Linked DNA regions of Homo sapiens: region 2 is linked to region 1. Evidence: read pairs that join two places in POLR2A ChIA-PET (ENCODE). Cell type or tissue: HepG2. All regions are shown on one strand. Each heading gives the region's core, and the rest is flanking DNA. Links, peaks and the distances in the headings are about the cores only.

Region 1 (5,371 bases), core at 195-5,194:
TTTCTATCTCTCTTCAGTCCCTCATTTCAACATAGTCCCATTTCTTTTTTTTTTTTTTTTTTTTTTGAGATGGAGTCTCCTCTGTCACCCAGGCTGGAGTGCAATGACGCGATCTCGGCCCACTGCAAACTCCTTCTCCTGGGTTCAAGCTATTTTCCTATCTCAGCCTCCCAAGTAGCTGGAACTATGGGCATGTGCCACCACACCCAGCTAATTTTTGTATTTTTAGTAGAGACGGGGTTTCACGATGTTGGCCAGGCTGGTCTTGAACTCCTGACCTCAGGTGATCTGCCCACCATGGCCTTCCAAAGTGCTAGGATTACAGGCGTGAGCCACTGCGCCTGGCCAACATAGTTCCATTTCCATCCTCTCTGGCTTCCACTTGACCTCCACATCTCTCTCTCTTCCCTCTTTCTTTCTTTCCTTCTCTCCACTCTCCTCTTCCCACTCCTTCCCCATTTTTCCCCATTTCTATCTCTCCTAGTCTCTCCACCTAACAAAACACCTTACAATTTTCTCATCAAGTAACTAAGAAATAAATGCAAACTATCATTCTTTGATTCAAATAATAATGAATACTACAGCTATAAATTATCAATACAAATTAACACCAAAAACAACTAAACATCTCAGAAGGTCAAATTTGCTTCTAGCTAAAAATCGACAAAACATTCTAATTTTCTGCACTAAATGTGTATCTTTGATAATTTATCCCAGGAAAATAGGACTTAGCTGAAATAATGGTCTCACAATGAAACCAGTTGTAAATTATAATTAGTATGTGCAATATGGGAAAAAAGTAGATTACATAAAGAAAAGCAATTGATTCCATGCCACCAATTTCAGTAAATTAAAATTTTAAAAAGTTTGGGGAAAATTAGAATAGTTTAATGGATCCACGTAGATAATTGATCACAAAATTAAACTGGCTTAGTAGAGTTTACTTTGGATAATGCTTTCTCATTGATAATTCAGCCATGTTTTATTTATTTATGTATGTATTTATTTATTTATTTATTGAGAAGCAGTTTCGCGCTTTTTTTTTTTTTTTTTTTTTTTGAGACGGAGTCTCCCTCTATCGCCCAGGCTGGAGTGCAGTGGCGCAATCTCGGCTCACTGCAAGCTCCACCTCCCAGGTTCACGCCATTCTCCTGCCTCAGCCTCCCGAGAAGCTGGAACTAAGGCGCCCACCACCACGCCCGGCTAATTTTTTGTATTTTTTTTTTTTGGTAGAGAAGGAGTTTCACTGTGTCAGCCAGGATGGTCTCAATCTCCTGACCTCGGGATCTGCCCACCTCGGCCTCCCAAAGTGCTGGGATCACAGGTGTGAACCACCACGCCCGGCTGGAGTTTCGATCTTGTTGCCGAGGCTGGAGTGCAATGGCACGATCTTGGCTCACCACAACCTCCGCCTCCTGGGTTCAAGTGATTCTCCTGTCTCAGCCTCCCGAGTAGCTGGGATTACAGGCATGTGCCAACACGCCCAGCTAATTTTGTATTTTTAGTAGAGACGGGGATTTCTCCATGCTGGTCAGGCTGGTCTCGAACTCCCAACCTCAGGTGATCTGCCCGCCTCGGCCTCCCAAAGTGCTGGGATTACAGGCATGAGCCACCAGGCCCGGCCAGCCATGTTGATATAATTCTGATCTAAACATTTGTATTCAAAATGTCCTGGCCAGGTGCGGTGGCTCACACCTGTAATTGCAACATTTTTAGGAGGCTGAGGTGGGATGCTGCTTCAGCCCAGCGGTTTCAGATCAGCCTGGGAAACACAGTGAGACCCTGTGTGTGTAAAATTAAAAATTAGCCAGGTGTGGTAGCACATGCCTATAGTCTCAGCTACTCAAGAGGCTGAGGAGGGAGAATCGCTTGAGCCTGGGAGGTAGAGGTTGCAGTGAGTTATAATCATGCCACTGCACTCCAGCCTAGGCAACAGAACAAGACCTTGTCTACTTTTTAAAAATTATTATTATTATTTGAGACAGAGTTTCGCCCTTGTTCCCCAGGCTGGAGTGCAATGGTGCGATCTTGGCTCACTGCAGCCTCCGTCTACTGCGTTCAAGCAATTCTCCTTCCTCAGCCTCCCGAGTAGCTGGAATTACAGGCACCTGCCACTATGCCTGGCTAATTTTTATATTTTTAGTAGAGATGGGGTTTCACCATGTTGGCCTGGCTCATCTTGAACTCCTGACCTGAGGTGATTTGCCCACCTCGGCTTCCCAAAGTGCTGGGATTACAGGCGTGAGCCACCACACCCGACCTAAATTATTATTTTTTATAGACGGGGTCTTGCTGTGTTGCCCTAGCTTGTCTGGAACTCTTGAGCTCAAGCAATCCTCCAGCCTTAGCCTCTCGAGTGGCCGGGACCACAGGCGTGCACCGTGATGCCCAGCAATTTTTTTTACGTTTTTTGTAGAAACAGGATCTAGCTTCGTTGCCCAGGCTGGTCTCAACCTCCTGGATTCAGGCAACCCTCCCACTGCAGCCTCTCAAAGTGCTGAGATTATGGGTGTGAGCCCCCGTTCTTGGCCAGTTTTATTTATTTTATTGATTTATTTATTTATTTTTGAGGCAGGGTGTTACTCTGTCACCCAGGCTGAAGTGCAGTGGCACAGTCATGGCTCACTACAGCCTTGCCCTCTTGGGCTCAGTCAATCCTCCCACCTCACCCTCTCAAGTGGCTGAGAATGCAGTCATGTGCCACTGCACCCAGCTAATTTTTGTATTTTTTTGTGGAGACACGGTGCTTTTATTTTTTTATTAAAAAATGTTTTATTTCATATTTGTTTATGACTTCATCATCATCAACAATGTAATAAGGTCAAGGGTTGGCAAACTTTTTCTATAAAGGGCCAGACAGTAAATATTTCGCCTTTATGAACCACACAGTCTACGTGACAGCTATTCAACTCTGCCCTTGTAGTATAAAAGTTGCCTGTACTGTTGTTGTATGTATTGAAAATATGTAAGCAGGCCTGTCATCCTAGCACTTTGGGAGGCTGAGGTGGGCAGGTGGCTTCAGTTCAGGAGTCTGAGACCAGCCTGGGCAATCTAGGGAAACCCCATCACTACAAAAAACACAAAAATTAGCCCGGCGTGTGGGTGCCTGCCTATAGTTTCAGCTACTTGGTAGGGTGAGGTAGGAGGATCACTTGAGCCCAGGAGGTCAAGGCTACTGTGAGCTGTAATCAGGCCACTGCACTCCAGCCTGTGAGACAAAATGAGACCCAGTCTCAAACAAACAAACAAAAAAACATAGGCGGGTCATTTGAGGTCAGGACTTTGAGACCAGCCAGACAGTGAAATACTGTCCCTACTAAAATACAAAAAAAGATTAGCCAGGCATGGTGGCGAGCACCTGTAATCTCAGCTACTTTGGAGGATGAGGTAGGAGAATCGCTTGAACCCAGGAGGCGGAGGTTGCAATGAGCCGAGGTCGCGCCACTGTACTCCAGCCTGGGTGACAGAGCAAGACTCCGTTTCAAAAAAAAAAAAAAAAGGACATAACTCAGGAATGGCCAGCTAGAAGAGATGCATGGGACAGGTATTGGGTGATGGGGGCGCGTGCATGAAGCTTTCTTGCACTCCCTGGGCTCATCAGCCTCCCAGCACTTCAGTGTGTTCACCCATCTAGAAGCTTCCCAGACCTCATTGTTCAAGAGTTTTTCTCAAGCTCAATGTCTGTTGTTAAAAGGCGGGAGGATCACGAGGTCAGGAGATCGAGACCATCCTAGCTAACACGGTGAAACCCCGTCTCTACTAAAAATACAAAAAAAAATTAGCCGGGCGTGGTGGTGGGCGCCTGTAGTCCCAGCTACTTGGGAGGCTGAGGCAGGAGAATGGCGTGAACCCGGGAGGCAGAGCTTGCGGTGAGCCGAGATCGTGCCACTGCACTCCAGCCTGGGCGACAGAGCGAGACTCTTATCTAAAAAAAAAAAAAAAAAATTTCAACACTCCAACCACTTGGTCTTTTTTTTTCTTCTTCTTCTTTTTGAGTCAAAGTCTTGTTCAGTTGCCCAGGCTGGAATGCAATGGCACAATTACAGCTCACTGCAGCCTTGAACTATTGGGCTTAAATGATCCTCCCTCCTCAGCCTCTTGAGTATCCGGGACTACGGATGTGCATCACCATGCCTAGCTAATTTTTTAGTTTCTGTAGAGATACGGTCTCCCTATGTTGCCCACGCTGGTTTGGAACTTCTGGACCCAAGTAATCCTCCCACCTGAGCCACCCAAAGTACTGGGATCACAGGTGTAAGCCCCTGCAGTTGGCCTTCCTTGGTCTTCTGATGACCAACCCCATCCTGAAGCTATATAGGGGAACTACTCTAAGTCACCTTATTGGCATGAACTCAGGTGTGATGGAAAAGGGCTCCTTATGGATAACAAAAGACACTCCAGGCCAAGCACAGTGGCTCATACCTATAATCCCAACCCTTTGGGAGGCCAAGGCAGGAAGATTGCTTGAGTCCAGGAGTTCAAGACCAGCTTGGGCTTGGTAGGCAGAGTTTGCAGTGAACTGAAATCACACCAGTGCACTGCAACCTGGGCAACAGAGTGAGACCCTGTCTCAAAAAAAAAAAAAAAAAAAAAAAAGGCACTCCCATCACTCAGAAAACTCTAAGCGTTTTAGGAGCTCAGTACCAGGAACTGGGGACAAAAACCAAATATTTCTTTTTTTTTCAAGATGGAGTTTCTTGTCACCCACGCTGGAGTGCAATGGCACAATCTCAGCTCACTGCAACCTCCACCACCCGGGTTCAAGTGATTCTCCTGCCCCAGCCTCCCAAAGTAGCTGGAATTACAGGCGCGCACCACCACACCCAGCTAATGTTTGTGTTGTTAGTAGAGACGGGGTTTCGCCATGTTGGCCAGGCTGGTCTCGAACTCCTGACTTCAGGTGATCCTCCCACCTCAGTCTCCCAAAGTGCTGGGATTATAGGCATAAGCCACCATGCCTGGCCAAAAACCAATTTTTTTTTTATTAGACCACAACTTGTCTGTGTCTCTTCCCCTCTAGATTTCGAGCAGCCAAGGGATGTGTCTAGGCACTTTTCATTTCTACTGCCCAGCACATAGTTGTTATTCCAAGCTGCACCATGTTGTAAACCCCTGCCATTTCGCAACCCTAGTCAGAGTGGAAAATTCCAGTGGGTCTCGGCTGTGAGAAACACCCTACCAGACAAGTTCAGGCCTAACCGCCTGAACCCAGGAAATTCCCTCCTTAGCAGCTAGCCACATTGCCTGTCCCTTTTTGCAGCAAGCAAAGACCTGTCCCGTCCTGACCTGTAATTACCCAAGTCTGTAAGCGGGAGTGGGTTCCGGCACTAGCTGGTGTCCCCCTCTGCAGGGCTTTGATCTGTGTTGCTGT
Region 2 (5,371 bases), core at 304-5,303, 310 kb after region 1:
GTGAAATGAATGGCAGCAACATTATAAAGGAGGGGAGGGAGGAATTGCAGATACTCAGTGAAGCCCTAGAGCGTTATTTGAAAGTGAACTCAGGGGCTAGGTGCGGTGGCTCATACCTGTAATCCCAGCACTTTGGGAGGCTGAGGCAGGAGGATCACTTGAGGTCAGGAGTTCAAGACCAGCCTGGCCAACAGGGTAAAACCCAGTTTCTACTAAAATTACAAAAATTAGCTGGGTGTGGTGGCGAGCACCTGTAATCCTGCTACTCCTCCTGCGGGAGGCTGAGGTGGGAGGATCACTTGAACCCCAGAGGCAGAGGTTGCAGTGAGCTGAGATTGTGCCACTGCACTCCAGCCTGGAAAAAAAAAAAAAAAAACCCACAAAACAAAACAAACAAGAAAGTGGACTCAGATTACTTGTAAATGTATATTACAAAACCTCTAGGTCAACCACCAAAAAGTTGCTTAAAAGAAGTATAATTGATATGCTAAGAAAGGAGAGAATATGGAATCACATAAAACACTCAAAACCAGAGAAGGTAGAAAAAGAGAAGATTTTTTAAAAGTAAAAACAAGTGTACTGAATGCAAAGTAGTTACAAATGTGGTAGGTATTAATCCAACTACATCAACAATCACTTTAAATGTGAATGGTCTAAATACACCAATTAAAGACAGAGACCTCAGAATGGATTAGAAAAATCAAGACCTAACTATGTGTTGTCCACAAGAAACCCACTTTAAATACAAACAGGAGTGCTAGCAGAGGGTGAAGGGTGGTGGAGCCAAACTGCCCAGGATTTATTGGGCCACTTCTTTAACTCCTTTCCTCCTTCCTTCTTTCCTTCTTTCCTTCTTTCCTTCCTTCCTTCCTTCCCTCCTTCCTTCCTTCCTCCTTCCATCCCTCCCTCCCTCCTTCCCTCCCTTCCTTCCTTCCTCCCTCCCTTCCTCCCTTCCTCTCTTTCTTTCTTTTTTTGAGGCAGTGTCTTGCTTTGTCACCCAAGGCTGGAGTGCAGCAGTGCAATCACAGCTCACTGCAACCTTGGCCTCCTGGGCTCAAGCAGTCGTTCTGCCTCAGCCTCCTAAGTAGCTGAGACTACAGGTGCACAGGTGCACGCCATCATGCCTGGATAATTTTTTGATTTTTTGTAGAGACAGGGTCTCACTCTGCTGTCCAGGCTGGTCTCAAACTCCTGGACTCGAGTAATCCTCCCATCTCAGTCTCCCAAAGTGCTGAGATTACAGGCATGAAACACCACACCTGGCCACTTCTTTAGTTTTAATAAGCCTCAGTTTCCTTTTCTATAAAATCGGAATAGTAGTAGTTCTGATGAAAAATAGTATAATTGATATGCTAAGGAAGGAGATTAAATGGGCTAACTCATATAAAGCATTTATTTATTTGAGAAGGAATCTCACTCTGTTGCCCAGGCTGGAGTGCAGTGGCACAATCTCGGCTCACTGCAACCTCCACCTCCTGGATTCAAGCGATTCTCCTGCCTCAGCCTCAGAGTAGCTGGGATTATGGGCACCCACCACCACATCTGGCTAATTTTTGTATTTTTAGTAGAGATGGGGTTTTTCACCATGTTGGCCAAGCTGGTCTCTAACTCTTGACCTCAAGTATCTGCCCCCCTCAGCCTCCCATAGTGCTGGGATTACAGGTTTGAGCCACCGCAGCTGGCCCCACATAAAGCATTTAGAAGAGTGACTGGTACCTAATAAGTGCTATAAGAATATGCTGCTTTTGTTATTGTTATCATTATTATCCAAGTGCAGCTTCAGAATAAATTGCCTAGATCTCACTCCTAATGAGCCTTTTACTTCAAAGCTTCTCCTAAATAGGAATTTTAGAGCCACTAATTTTTCCTTGAGGTTTTGTTTTGTTTTTTAAGACGGAGTCTCACTCTGTCACCCAGGTGGGAGTGCAGTGGCGCGATCTCGACTCACTGCAACCTCCAACTCCCGGGTTCAAGTGATTCTCCTGTCTCAGCCTCCCAAGTAGCTGGGACAACAGGTGCATGCCACCACGCCCAGCTAACTTTTGTATTGTTAGTGGAGACAGGGTTTTACCATATCGGTCAGTCTGGTTTCGAACTCCTGACCTCAGGTGATCCACCTGCCTTGACCTCCCAAAGTGCTGGGATTACTGGTGTGAGCCACTGCACCCGGCCCCTTGTGTTTTAAGACCAGGATCGGCTACATAATTTTCAGGGCTCAGCGCAAAATGAAAACACAGAGTTCCTTGTTCAATATTACAAGGAATTTTAAGATGGCACTTCTGTGTGATTGTACAGGTGAATGTCCATGAAGCCAGCCGTAAATAAGACCATAGATTAAGAGAGCAAAGTCAGAATCCAAGATGCCACCTACCCAGTCTGTTCCACCCTACCTGAGTCAGGAGGGCTGTGACCTCCTGGCTGTGAACACATCTCACCTCTCTGCCCCCAGGGAATCCCAGCCAAGGCGCACATTTTGAGAAAAAAAAAAAAAAAAAGAACTTCAGCAAATGCTCTGTGGAGCCCTAATGCTCGCTGTCTTGTGAAATCCTGGATCCAGGATTTCCGGGGAGCTGGGGGCTCCTTTCTGGGCCCCATGTGAGCTGGAGGCCAGTCTTCAAGAAAGGAAGGGCAGAGCTCAGACTGCTTCTGTGAAATGCACTCAGGAGTGGGCTGAGGATTTTTGATTTCCCGGGACGCCTGCTCCAGGGAGCCCGCAGCAGCAGGAGCGAGTCCTGGCCTGTCCAACGCTCTCACCCTTCACCCTCAAGTCACCCAGTTGGCCACACTCTCCTGGGGGGGGCGGAGGTGGAGGTTGGCAGAGTCTTCAGAGCCTTTTATTAAAACTTTTTGGGTGCTTTGTTCACGAGGCCTGGCAAAGTCCAGGGCTCTGGCTTACCCTGGTCTCTCCCTGTCCTGCCCCAAAGGTCACCACTGAGAATCCCAGTCCCTTGTCCTTTGGGGCACTCTCAGAGCTGCCCCTCTGGGGAGGGGGAGCCGATGGGCACAGGCCTCCTGTTAGCGGCAACCTCCGCCTGGGGTGCCTGGCCACACAGGCGATTCCCAGAGAGTGTGGGCGGCAGACAAACAAGCGTTCAGTGTCAGCACAGCCCACCCAGCTCTGAAATGCCTCCTTTCTGTCTCCCGGGGGTGGGGCCTGACAGTAACCCCTGGGCCCAGTGACAGCAGGGGCCACCCACTCCCTAGCGCCCCTACCTCCCACTCCTCCTACTTTGCAGATTCAGCCCTCCCCTCCCATCAAGGGGCAGGGACAAGGCCAGCTCTGCAGGGTGTGGGCCAGTTGGTTTTTGATCTCAAAGATACTGTTCATCCCAGCCTGGGCAGGGCACTGGGAAAGCCTGTGGCTCCTCCCGCCCTCTCTTTCCATTTCCTGCCCCCTCAGGCGCCCTGCCAAGCTAGAAATCCTGAAATGCAGGCTGCAGCCTCTTGTGGGTGCTGGCCTGGCTGCAGGGTAGGAAGCCAAGAGGCAGGAGAGCTGGGGAAAGAGGCTGGCTCCTTCTGCTACCCCCAGTCCCTCCTCCCTTCACCCCTACACTCTCACAGCAGATGGAGGAGCCCCACCACCACACCTGACCTCCAGAGCAGAGGCGATGTTCACAGAACCTGAAATTAACAAATACAGACGGAGAGGGGCTCCGATGGAGAGATTGGCAGGGAGAGAGGAGCTGTTTGAAATCCAGGACATACCGTGGTGAAAGGAATACTTCAATTCCAAGTTTAACACTTGGAGGAACTGGAAGGGGAGGGAAAAGAGAGGAAAGCGGTGCATGGCAGGATCTGGAGAGGGAGAGGGAGCAAGGGAGCAGGTGCAGCTACTAGAATGCATGACCTGAAGTGCAAAATGCTCAAAGCAGTTGCCTAGCAATATCCCGATGCCCAAAAGGCACATCTTCATTGCTGTCATTGTTACCCTGTCCTGTCTGGGTCATCAGTTCCCCAACAGGTGTAACCGATTCTCTGCCTCCACCTGACTTTGGGGAGAGATGCCCTCCCAGCAGGAGGTGGGTCCAGCTACATCAGGGTGGGTACTTGTGTCCTCTTCCCATACTCGCCTCAATCCTGGACCCCATTTGGGTTTTATTAACATCCTGTTCACTCTCTCTCAGCTCTGATTCCCAGCGCCCACATCATCCACCTTGGCATTCTTCTTGTGGGCTAGTCTTGCGTAGGCCGGGTAAGAAGTACAGTATGCTCAGAATTGAATCACAGTTAGTTACTGTGACTAATTTCATTCATTCTATAGCCATCCATCCACTTAATAAAAATGTCTTGAGCCAGATCCCATGCCAGACACTGTGCTGGAGGTGGGGTTGCAACGATAAAGAAATGGTGGTGCCCACTTCCTGGCGCTTAGAACCTAGGGTAGGGGCGTCCCTCTGCTGCCAGCCCGTGGTGGTGGTTCAACATCACCCATCTCCCTCTCTCCGAGCTTCTGACTCTAGGGATAGGAAAGGGTCAAGCAATCTGTATTTTTAAAACATATATATTTCACATGACTCTATTTTCAAGGCAGTTTGGGAAACTACATTCTAAGGAAAGGAAATCTACTGGACTGGGGAAAAAAAGAAGCTGACAGGACCCATCAGCGAGATCCAGTAAGGCTTTCCTGGGAAACTGACTGACAGCTGTGACCTCAAGCACAAGGCTGTGAACTGGGGGAAGAAGGGAGGGACACGGACCAATGTTCAGGGAGGAGGGAACAGCACGCGCGAAGACCCTGATGTGGGAAAGTGCAGCTCGGGGGTAATGGGGAGCTGGAGAAGTGGCAGTGAGTTGAAGCCGCAGATGGGGTGTCCTAGGAGCCCTGGGGAGCCCTGGGAGGGTTTTGTGCAAGAGGCCTGCTGTGATCGTTGTTTTGAAAAGGTTTCTCATTCAGCAGATGCCTGTACTGAGCCATACAGGCCCCGTGACAGGTTCTGGCAGAATCAGGCTTCTCTCCCAATTCCCTCTTCCTATCGGGCCCTGGCTAGCCCGGCTTCTGCAGGCCTTGGCAGAGGGAGGAGGGGAAGCCCAAGTGGCCTGGAGGCCCCAGCTCCGCTCCTCTCCTTGTCTTGGCAGACAGAAAGCTGTAGACTGGGTTTTGGCATCTCCCACCGGCTGTGTCTGCCTCAGCATCCCCCCAGACCCAGCGGTGGGTGGGCACCCCCTAGGGAACCTGTTGGTCCTACTGCCAAAAACCCCTTTGCTCTCCAGAAGGTGATGTCAGGTCTACCCCCCATCCCCCGACACACATTCCACCCACCTCCTCCAGCCCAGAAGGGGTCACCTGCCAAGACGCTAACTGATGGGCCGCAGGGAGCTCAGAGGAGCAGGCATGCGGCTCCTCGGGCAGAGTCCTCATCCCTGCACCTGA

Evidence for each region. Peaks named below come from ENCODE experiments on the same cell type or tissue, not always from the same donor. Only the 100,000 strongest peaks of a DNase experiment are listed, where the experiment ranks them.
Region 2: POLR2A ChIA-PET joins it to region 1 with 6 read pairs; 1 of 35 experiments calls an interaction of 5 or more read pairs at or near these places.

Annotation. Positions count from the first base shown.
Region 1 is chr16:10,303,509-10,308,879 of GRCh38, forward strand. No RefSeq gene overlaps it. Among named protein-coding and RNA genes, the nearest start is that of ATF7IP2, 80 kb to the right of the region's middle. In HepG2, for the core only: no CTCF peak of the experiment used is centred there; DNase peaks (open chromatin) are centred at 3,233 and 5,143.
Region 2 is chr16:10,614,038-10,619,408 of GRCh38, forward strand. No RefSeq gene overlaps it. Among named protein-coding and RNA genes, the nearest start is that of EMP2, 36 kb to the left of the region's middle. In HepG2, for the core only: no CTCF peak of the experiment used is centred there; a DNase peak (open chromatin) is centred at 3,274; H3K4me3 peaks cover 1,626 bases.